2 separate regions of the Mus musculus genome follow, and region 2 is linked to region 1. The links are chromatin contacts, found by Hi-C in ENCODE. All regions are on one chromosome and are shown on one strand. Each heading gives the region's core, a stretch centred on a gene start or an enhancer-like site at or near the end of the contact. The rest is flanking DNA. Distances are from core to core; before and after follow the strand shown. Region 1 overlaps Auts2 (autism susceptibility candidate 2). Region 2 has its middle 45 kb from the start of Gm40340.

Evidence for each region. A loop is a pair of places that touch in the nucleus more often than their neighbours do.
Region 2: a loop to region 1 is called in a map of heart, with 3 times the contacts of the local background. The contact joins two enhancer-like sites. A Hi-C loop is called at or near these places in 7 of 37 maps with a recorded cell type or tissue (adrenal gland, heart and left cerebral cortex).

Annotation. Positions count from the first base shown.
Region 1 is chr5:131,534,863-131,540,492 of GRCm38, forward strand. All of the region lies in intron 5 of Auts2 (autism susceptibility candidate 2), which reads right to left. Among named protein-coding and RNA genes, the nearest start is that of Gm29681, 120 kb to the left of the region's middle. Within about 2 kb of position 3,014, at least 1 of the 3 ENCODE cell types and tissues checked has a DNase peak (open chromatin) inside an H3K27ac peak, as active enhancers do; it is heart, where a contact is called at or near this core.
Region 2 is chr5:134,002,618-134,008,171 of GRCm38, forward strand. No RefSeq gene overlaps it. Among named protein-coding and RNA genes, the nearest start is that of Gm40340, 45 kb to the right of the region's middle. Within about 2 kb of position 4,179, at least 1 of the 3 ENCODE cell types and tissues checked has a DNase peak (open chromatin) inside an H3K27ac peak, as active enhancers do; it is heart, where a contact is called at or near this core.

The DNA.
Region 1 (5,630 bases), core at 1,764-4,263:
AGCAAGGCACAGAATGTTCACTCTATATGGGATAAAGAAATGTGGGGGGTAGGGGTAAGGGAAGTTGGGCTGGCTTTGGGGGACAAAGAAGATATTCTATGTAGTTTTCCAAGGCCACATTGATGGAGATGAAACATTTCTGCGTATAACTGAGGGAAATGTTCCAGTTCACAAGGCCAGGGATATAAAAAGACCTAGCCTATTTTTATTATGGCTGGCTCTCATTTATTTTATTCTAATCTTCCTTCTATACGGTGGTTCAGAGGATTAATAGGCTCAAGGGCAAAAAATATACAAAATAAGTATTCAATTGCATTCACTCGTGAAAAATCCTACAGAGATAACCCCTCTGCTTTTGCAGTTAGAATAAAATATACACAGAGCTTTTCCTGACATCATAAGTAACACTAAACAAAATTATATTATTAGAGTAGCATTTCATAAAAATGAGCCACAAAGAAGGTCCCGTGGAGGGTGTTCAGCATTAAACAGTTCAAGAATATTAAGTTACAAAGCCTCACTGATCTGCACTGCACACAGAGACTCGTGAATCTGAAAAAGCACACAGTGGCACCAAAGGTGTTACTATTCCCAAATCATAATGAGATTTCTATGTCTTTCTAAGTCTTGCAGTCTAAAACTTGGCAACTCAAAGAGTTTTCATCGTCCTTAAAATGATGTGAAATACTCTTAGAATGGTCACTAGCAAGCCTCGGCTTCAAAACCAAAATGGAGTTAATATTTTTTGAAAGAAAGGGGGAAAAAAAAAAAAAAACCTACACACATGCACACGAGAGCAATATTCTGTCTCTTCTGTTATGTTACAGAACTAAAATAACTGTTAAAAATGTTGGGGTTTTTCTATTACAGTGAGTCTAATGGGCCTAAAGAAATCGGTTTAAAAGAAAAAAAAAAAAATTAGCTGCTCTTCCAAAACTGCAAGAAGAGAGAGGGAGAAGCAACTTGTTAAGGCTGCATTTGCGTGGCTCTAGGTATGGGAGCCAGAGCTGGATTAGGCGGTAGGCGGCAGCCCCTGTGATTCTGTCACCTTTGTGAGCACCACTAGGCTCTGAGTATGCTCTCAAGTAGATAATGAAGTGACCCTGAGGACCTGATGATTCTGTGACCAATGGTTGTCAAGGAAATATGTCTGACGGAGATTCAAGATGCTTGGAGCGATGCCTTCTAATGGAAGCTTTTTGAGCCCTTCAATTTACTGGCATCAGTCACAAAGTGTTGAATTGTCTCCTGTGCCTTGCTTACAGTCAGGGGGTGTCTCAAAAAGGCCTCCTTTGGAAAGGCAAAAAAACACCAAAGGTACATGTGTCTCGGTGCCTTGGTTTAAAAAATAAAAATAAAAATAAAAAAGGTCCCTTGTTCTTCCATCTGGCCTCCTGGACCATCTTCGTCCAAATTCTTCAAGTAAGTCTCCCAGGCAAAGCCTTGATAGGTGCAGATTCCATGTAGCTGCTTCAACGGTCCTCAAGTAATTTTCCTTCACTCAACAAGACTGAAAAATCATCCATACAGGGTGGGCGTGATGGCTCAGCAGGTAAATAGGTTTGTTGCCAAATGCAACAACCTCAGTTGGATCCTCCATACTCACTTAAAGGTGGAGGGGATCACTGATTCCTGCAAGTTTTCCCTTCATCTCTTCATATACCCTCCACATACACACGTATTTTTAAAAAATCGTTTGTACATATCGCTGGGCGCCTTAATCGTGGGGACATTTTCATTTCGTTGCTTTTAGAAGAAAAAAGTGCATTTCTTTCTATAACTTGGTTCATTTCCCTAATTTTTTTTCTTTTTAAATTAGCAATGAGGACTGCAGGTGCGGTGGATCTAGTGGCAGACGCATGGATGCCTTCCCGCTTCTCTCCAGCAACCATTACCTTTAGCCGCACAGAATTTAATATCAGTTGCTATTTCATTTCCTCACCTCGATTGGCTTTGATGAGTTTTATATACACTTAGAAGCACAACCTAAAATTCCCAGACAAACATGCTCTTTGGGGCATTTTACGGCAGGGTGGGTACTATTTGCCTTTTATGTCAATACTTTTTATGGTCTAGAAGCTGTAGCTGGCGTAGAAGGAAAAGTTGGGTAAAGCAGTTTGGTTAAAACAAATAAAAATAAAGAAATAAAAAATTCCCGTGCGCACGGGTGGGTCCCAGATGTTTGAAGCTGTACCCGGAACCCCTTAAAACTCAATTCGCTAAGGTAGCTCTCCAAAACGGCACCCGCAGGAAGAAGGTGCAAAGACAATTCTCTTAGAAACTTAGGCGCGGGTGAGTTCCTGCACCAGCTAGCTCTCCTTTGCTTCCCCGGGCTCCGCGTGCGCACAAGCGGGAGGGCGGGGACCCGGAGCTCAGCCCAAGGACAGTGACCCGTCAGCAGGCAGCGCCGCTCCAAGGAGCCCTTCCTAGCCCGAGCCGGTGCGGGCATTCCCAGCCTAGGAGTCCAGCGGATCTCCCTTGGGAGCTATGGGTTCACTCCCGGAGGTGGGATCGCCTCTGTTGGCTAGGGCCTCCCCCGGCAGGCACTCACGGCTCACCGGCCGAGCCCAGCCAGCTCAGGGAGCTAGGAAAGTACAAAGGGGAGCGGGGGAGGGGTGGGGGAGGAAGGCCAGGCCCGCCAGACGCCAGCAGCCCGCCTCCGTTACCACCCTGGCCCGGCTGCGGCCGCAACAAAAGACCCCTCGACCCCTGCCTCCTCCCCCGAAACCGCGGACCGCAGGCGAGCCAGCCACCCCACCCCATCCCCCCAACGGTGGTGGTGGTGGGGCAACATTACCTGGTCGCCAGGGGTTCGGCGGTCTTGTCAACCCCAAGTTCATGGTTTGAGTCCTCCGTCAGGTTCTCTCCGGGTGGATCACCACACACCACCGGGAGAGAGCAACCAAAACCCAAGGCAGAGAAAACGCCCAACTCCAGCCGGCCCGGCTAGGTCCACAAGTCTGTGTGTTTTGCTAATTCCTCTCCAAAGTCTCAAAGCTGAGGCACGCGAACCAAATCCGAACCGGATCCTAAACGGCAGCAGAGCCAGCAGCAGCAGCACCCGGCTCCTCCACGGCAGCCAGGAGTCAACGCCGCGCGCGCACATCCAACGCAGCCAAGTCCCGGGCGGGTGGCGGGGAGATGGGGAGGGGGCCCGGCCCGCGCGCTCTCCTGGTTGCTCCTGCGGGGCGCGCGGGGAACCGGCTGGCTTAAACCAGAGGCTCAACTTGGTGCGCCCTGGGGACCTGGCAGGGCTGAAGAGCAGCGGCCCGGGAGCCGCTGCCGCGGCGCGCGGAGCTAAGAACGAGGCGGCTGCGGCGGCGACAGGACAAAGGAGACCATGTGCGGAGGGAGGGAGGAGGGAGAGGGAGGAGGAGGAGGAGGAGGAGGGCGTACGGCGGCAGAGGCGAAAGCAGCTCCCCGGCGGCCGCCTCGGGCTCCCCAACAGCGGGTGCCGCCGGTACGGCACCGCCGCGGGCTGATCTGATGGGTCCTGGGCCCGCTGCGGCGTGGCACCGACACGCTCCGGGAGTCGCAATCTGCCGCGGGTGTTGCCCGCCTGCGGTGTGGAAAGCTGTGGTTGAAGCTGCTACGGGGCGCGCAGGACTAGCTCCGCTCCGGCCTGCCTCTCCCGCCTGTTCCTGGCTCAAGTGAACTCCATCAGGCGGCCCGCCGCCAGCGCCACCGGCTACCCGGGGCTGGATTGAGGGAGAGAAGGGGGGTCCCTGGTAGTGACGCGAGGACACCCCTTTCTCCCACCCTTGCTCTCGCGCTCTGGACTTCGCTGCCCGGATTGTACCGAGCGCGCCTTACTCCTGGCGCTCGCGGCTCTCGGAGCGGGACTTCTCGGCGCGCCCAGCCGGAGCCGCCAGCCGGTGCCACCGCCCCTCCTCCGTCCCGCCCCACGTGCCCCGCCCCTCGCCGCCCCTCCTCTCCACCCTGGCGCCCGGTTGGCCCCGCGGGGGCGCAGTCCCTGGGTGCGACACTGACAGCTGTGGCTCCCACTACATCCCGCCTCCGGTTGCGGACCGGCCCCTGGTCCCCATGGCGCCTTTCCCTCTACGGGCAAGAACCGCGACGCTCCGGTCCTTTTTGCAGTTACAGCTTCCGAGATTTGCTCTAAACCAAGGAGAGGCTACTAGGCCCGTAGCCCGGGGTTGAATTGCCTCTAGGCCAATCTCATATGCAAAGAGTTGGTTCTGAGATGGGGGTGGAGGTCCAGATTCTGGGCACACAGTAGGTGCACAATATAACATAATCTTTGTACTGTCTGACATGGATGGGAGGTTGGGTTCCTAGTCTAGAAGAAAAAGATCTTGATCTAACCCTCATCCCACGAATCACGGTAGGTTTCATGAACTGCCTTCCCTCTGCACAGTTCCTCAAACTATCCGACTTGTGTATACATTCACACCAGCCAAGTGGTGACTGAGGCTTCCCCTTCTATGCAGCAAACATAAAGACAGGGAAAGCAAAGTCAAAGCTTCGCTCCATGGATGGTAACTTATCATCTATCACCAGGATGTCCCCTGGAGCCAGCTCAGCTAAGCTAAGCGCGTTGGGGCAGAGATGGATGGATGGATGGATGGATGGATGGATGGATGAAATCATTAATTCGGCCCTCAGTCATTTAAGTGACTGACCTTCTACCAGAACACACAGCCGCTCTTTCCTTTTTAATCAAGTGTAAGATTCTCTCTCCCTCCCTCCCCACCCCTCTGAGTGTGCTACTTGTGTTCCAGTGCTCCATAGGACAGATGCCCTGGAGCTGTGAGTGGCCTGATTTGGGTGCTAGGAACTTGACAAGAACAAGCACTCTTAACTACTGAGCCATCTCTCCACCGTCAACACTGAAATTCTATAATCCCAGTACTTGGACAAAAGATATTAAATTTCAGAATGGTCTAGGGCACATGGTAAAAACCTTAGTGAAATGAATCAATAAATGACCAATAGTAAATACATGTTTCACCTCTGTGAAGGTACTTCACCACCACTGATGTCATTGAACTCTTAATATAAATTAAAAAAACAATTTTTACCCCAAGGTGCCAGAAAGAAGGCTCAGCATTGTAAAGATTGTAAAGGCATTTGCCACCAAGCGTGACAACTAGAATTTCATACCTGGGACCCACACAGTGTATAAAGAGAACTGTCCTCTGACCTCCATAAGTATACATACAATAAATAAATAATAAATAAATAACTGCAATAAAAAAATTTTAATTTTTCAAAAAAGAAATGGGGGTGGGTACTTGGTGTATAGCAACTTTTTCTTTCTTTCTTTCTTTCTTTCTTTCTTTCTTTCTTTCTTTCTTTCTTTTTTTTTTTTTTTTTTTTTTGAGACAGGGTTTCTCTGTGTAGCCCTGGCTGTCCTGGAACTCACTTTGTAGACCAGGCTGGCCTCGAACTCAGAAATCCACCTGCCTCTGCCTCCTGAGCGCTGGGATTAAAGGTGTGCGCCACCATGCCTGGCACATAGCAACATATTATAATCCCTCTAATAAAACTAATTTTGGAAATCAAAGGTCTCTTTCAAGCGTTAGCCTTCTGGAAAATACAGCAAAATGACGTTTGGGGGAAATGGACTGGTTTAACTATCCACTTAGAGGAAAGGTAGTCTGTAGCCC
Region 2 (5,554 bases), core at 2,929-5,428, 2.5 Mb after region 1:
GAGCAGGGAACCCAATGTCACAGGGAGCTCAAGAGCCCAGAGTCGAAGGTCATCATGAAGGCTGGCATCCAGCCTCAGGCTGGTAAAGCCCAGGGACCACATGGGGGAACACAATGACACTTGTGAATAGAAATATCACTGTCCTAGTCTGCTTTCTACTGCTGTGATGAAACACCATGACCAAAGGCAACCTGGGGTGGGGGTGGGGGGTGGGGGGAGGTTTCTTTCATCATAAGACTCTCGGATCACACTCCATCACTGAAGGAACTGGAGGCAGGAACTGAAGCAGAAGCCATGGACGAGTGCTGCTTACTGGCTTGCTCCCCATGGATTGCTCAGCCTACTTTGTACCACCCAGGACCTCTTGCACAGAGGGGGCACCACTCATGGTAGGATGAGCTATCCCACATCGATTATTAATTAAGGAGATGCCCCCATAGACTTTCCTACAAGCAATCTGATGGATGCATTTTGTCAATGGAAGTCCCTCTTCCTAGATGACTGTTGTTTGTGTCAATATGACAAAAGTCTAACCAGGACAAGTCATCATGAAACTAATGCTAACTAATCGTAGTTAACTGGAAACAGGAGTAGAGGACTATGAGAACCTGGAGAGCTGAGTTCAAATCCCCAATACCTACATCAAAATCAAGATAATGGCTGCAAATGCTTGTAACCCAACAGTGAGGTGAAGACAGGTTCACTGGCCACCCCACCTACCTAAAATGATGTACTTCTGTTTCAGTGGCAAATCCTGCCTCAAGGTAGTGAGCAATAGAGGAAGACACACAAAGTCTTGCTCTGGTCTCAACGTGAACACCACACAGTAATGTGTATATGCACCACACACATACGTACACGCACATGCACACACAAATATGAGGGGACTGGAAAGGTCTCTGGTTAAGATCACTTGTTGCTCTTCCAGAGGACTCAGGTTCAATTCCCAGGACCCACAGGGTTGCTCACAACTGCCTGTTACTCCACTTTGAGAGACTCCAATGCCCTCTTCTGGCTCCTTCAGATACCAGGTACACAAGTGGTGCACAGACCTACATACAGACGAAATGACCTTACACACTTTGTGTGGTGTGTGTATGTGTGTGTGTGTGTGTGTGTGTGTGTGTGTGTGTGTGTGTTGGAGACAGAGGTGGGACACTAGGTTTCTACTCCATCACTCTCCAAGTTATTCCCTTGAGACAGAGCCTCTTGTTGAACCTGAAGCTAGGCTGGCAGCCAACAAGTCCCAATGATTTTTCTGTCTCCACAACTGAACCTAACCCCATTATGCTGGTATTGCAAGCACATATGTGGCTATACCTACCTTTCTACATAGGTGCTGAGCGTTAGAACTCAGATCTTCATGTTTGCACAACAAATGGAGCCACCTCTCCAGCTCCTGTTTTATATTTATATTGCATTTAGTCATTCAGCTGTGTGTTTGTGTGCATATGTGTGCTATAAGGTAGGGAGCACGTGTTCAAACACATAAACCATTAAGGGACAATTTTCACATTCAAAGCACAATGAGGAAACTGAGGGTAGCAAGTAGAGGCTACCCTGGGCTTCATGGGAGCTTGAGAAGAACGAAGGTATCAGCAGTCATCCCATCTTATTCTTGAAAAGGATGCTTCTACTCTACAGGTCAGCAACTCTAGCACCTGTCTTCTCTCCCAGCTCTTGTGTATAGCTGTGTAGAAAATAGGTCAAACACCATGTTAGGAACTAGGCATGCAGCTTCAGAGCTGGGGGACCTATCATAGTTGACTTAATTTGGCTAAGCCTCAATTTTCTCCAGCTGTAAAACTTGGAGCACAAATCAAGTAGTCTCCAAGGTCCTTCTTAACTAGGTGTCTTTGTTACTATGAGTTTCTAGACACTGGCCTTAATTATTGTTCATTTTACTTTAGCCACGAATCATATCCTGTCCTTTTCCCCTGCTATAATGACATTTCCTCAGAGTAGGAACTGCTTTCACTTTCTTTCCTTCCAGGAAGGAGCAAGTGAGGCTCATAGAACTCAGGAAGTAAACAACACACAAGTCTCAATAATAAGTTCCTGAAGCTAACAAGATAACATGGCCCCTCCTAAAGCTGTTAGGGGAGGGTCTATGAGGGCTACCACTTTGTCTCACTTCTGCTCCATTCTCTCTACTTTCTGAGCTGCAGATGTGAGAGTAGCTTCCTAAACCAATGTGTTTACCTCAGGTACTTATCACTGCAGTATTGCAGTGTCCAAGTCTGTGTTCCTTTCTTCTAATGTATGAATAGAACAACATGTCTGAGGGGTATGGTTCAATGGTAAGGCACTTAACCTAAAATTCACTTATGGCCATCTGGGAATGTGGTTAAGTGGCAGAACTCCTAACTAGAATCCCGCAGTGAGGGGCTGGGGGCGTGGCTTAGCAACAGAACTCTTATCTAACATGTACAAGGTCCTAGGTTCCATCCCCAGCACTAGAACAAAAAAAGAAAAAGAAAGTAAGAAAAATGATGTAAAGGGACATAGATAGGTGTGCCCTCTTTAGAAAATGCTGTCAGCCTTAATTGTGTTTTCTTTAAAGACCCTTTAAGGAGTTGGCCCATAATGGCTGCCATATTGCCTGGGTGACCTGAACTGAGATCCTAACATAACCCCATCTAGCTGGAAGACAGAATGAGCCACTAAATCCTTTTAATTCAAAGGAGGATGTGATAGAGATAAATTGCTAAAGAAGGATGAATATGGATCCGAGGGAATTGAGAAGCACAGATTTGACAGATGTATGGAGATGTGATGTGGGGAAGGAGTTTTGGCTAGCTCTTGGTACTGCAATGGATGCCGTCGAGAGGGTCAGCACTGAAAGACACCAAGGCAGACATTTGAAATTCCCTGTCTGGGCTTATGCCTGTTGTTGAGACATGTCATTATGTAGGCCATGGTGGCCTAGAATGGTGAACATCCTCCTGCCTCCGCTTCCCAACCTACAGGGATTATAAGGCATGTAGCACCACAAACAGGGAGTCCTGTTGTTTGTCATTATTATTATTGTTTTCTTTTCATGTGTATGTGGGGTGTGCATGCATGTTCATATATATGTGTAAGCTTGTGTGTGTGTGTGTGTGTGTGTGTGTGTGTGTGTGTGGCCCAAGACTGATATGTGAAATATTCCCCAATCCTTTCTCTTATTCTTCTTGAGGCCTAATCTCTCAGCTAAACCCAGAGCTCACTGATAGAGCTGGTTTCCTCTCTAGCCAGTTTGCTCCCTGGCTCCTCCATCTCTAAATTCAGAGGCTGGGTTTACAGGCAAGCCGCCACACCCACCTGCCACACCCACCTGTCATTCCATGGGTCCTTAGGATCCAACCTCTGGTCCTCCAGCTTGCACGACAAGCATTGTAACCACTGTGCCATCACCCCAACCCCCATCACTAATTTTTTTTTTTAATTTGTAAAATGTACTTAGTTATCTATGAGTCAGGGTCTCAGAAACTCCAGACTGGCCTTGAACTGCGGGAGTAGTGGAGGATGACCTTGAACTTCTGAACCTCCTACTGCCACCTCCCAAGTGCTCTGTTTGTGCTGTGCTGGAGATGAAACCTAGGGCTTCCAGCGTAGTCAACAAACCCTGTACCAAATAAGCAAGATCCTTAATGCCATTGTTTCCTGAGGTAGGGCATGGGGGGAGGGGAGGGTGCTGACTCTCAGGACCGAAACTCATTGACAGAGCACTTACCTAACACACAGGAGGTCCTGGGTTCAATTCTCAACAAAGGGAAAGGTTCAATTTCCTCACCACCACCACCCCCAAATCCAAAATTTATTTATCTATCTAATCAATTAGGCATTGGTTCAACAACTATTTCTAAGGCATCTGACACTTGTCGGGTATTCTGAAAAACCAACACAAACGAAGAAGAAATGTTCCTGGCCTTCACGGGTAGAGGAGCCACGATTTAAATTAGTGGCCCAAAGTGGTTACTAAAAAGAAACTGCAGGGCAATCTCACACAGTCAGCACGGGGCTCCCAGCTGCATTCATCTCTAGAAAACCACCCCCCAACGGAGTGCCAGAGTGGCTCCAAACCCCACCCCTGGGCTAACTGAGCCCCTGGCTGTCCCTAAGAAAGGGCACCCTGCAGTTTGCTTTCTCCTGCCTCCGCTTGCCCCTTGCTCCTCTGGCCTGGCCTCCGGGAGTTAAGATCCCCCCCCTGCCTCCAGCTCCTGCTTCCCTACCACTCAGGGGTTAATGCTTTTGAAAGCTCCCTGCAGGGTTCGGAGTGCAGCTGTTGCTGCCATTTGGACATTTTCTTTCTCCAAAAGCCTCAGCTGCCTTTTGGAAACAACCACAGTGCCATCTACTGGTCAAAGCTGCGTATTGTACCGCGATGCCTTAAGCTTTCTGAAGGCTATCTGGAGGCAGTTGTTGGCTGCCTGAGGTGTGACCTCACTACCTACATGTGCAGTAGGAGTTGTGGAGCGAGGTCCTAATTCCCACGTGGGATTTCTAGGATCCCTGAGCAGGTAATCAAGAACCTGGACTCTGAGAGGAAAAAGGAATGAACTGCTTGGGGCCTAGGATGTGAGGCCTCACCCTCTGATAAGGATCCAAAGGGCTGACATGAAAGATCCTGCCTGGGCTGCGGTGGATCTCTAGGCCGAAGTGGAGGTCTAGACTGGGTGGAGCACTAGGCTGGGGGTGGGGCTCTAGGCTAAGGGCGGAGTTCTGGAATGGGTGGGAGGAGCTCTCTGAATTGGGAGTGGAGCACAAGGCTGGGGGTTTAGCTCTGGGATTGGGTGGAGCTCTGAGGTAGAGGTGGAGCTCTGGGATTGGGTGGAGCTCTGGGATTGGGTGGAGCTCTGGGATTGGGTTTAGCTCTGGGATTGGGTGGAGCTCTGGGATTGGGTGGAGCTCTGAGGTAGAGGTTGAACTCTGGATGGGTGGAGCTCTGGACAGAGGTGGAACTCTGAATAAAGGGTGGAGCACTGGGCTGCAAATGGAGCTCTGAGTGGGAGCTCTGAACTGGGGGTAGAGCACTAGGCTGGAGGTGGGCTCTGAACTGGGGGTGGAGCTCTGTGCTGGGCTTGTGACTTTGGGCTGAGATGGAGCTTAGTGGGTTAGAGTCTTTGACTCAAAGGCCTGTGAGCCCATCCTCACACTGCAAAATTGAAAGAAAGAAAGAAAGAAAGAAAGAAAGAAAGAAAGAAAGAAAGAAAGAAAGAAAGGAAGGAAGGAAGGAAGGAAGGAAGGAAGGAAGAAAGAAAGAAAGAAAGAAAGAAAGAAAGAAAGAAAGAAAGAAAGAGAGAGAGAAAGAGAGAAAGAAAGAAGAAAGAAAGAAGGGAGGGAGGGAGGGAGGGAGGGAAGGAGAGAGAGAAAGAAAGAAAGAAAGAAAGAAAGAAAGAAAGAAAGAGAAAAGAAAAGAAAAAAGAAAAGAAAAGAAAAAGGAAAAGAAAAGAAAGAGAGAGAAATGAGCCAAGCAGACAGGGGGTCAAGCCACAGGATCACGCGGAGACACAATTTAAGTGGTCCTGACAAAAAAAAAAAGGTGAGGGTGAGACCAGGTGGCAGCTCTTCA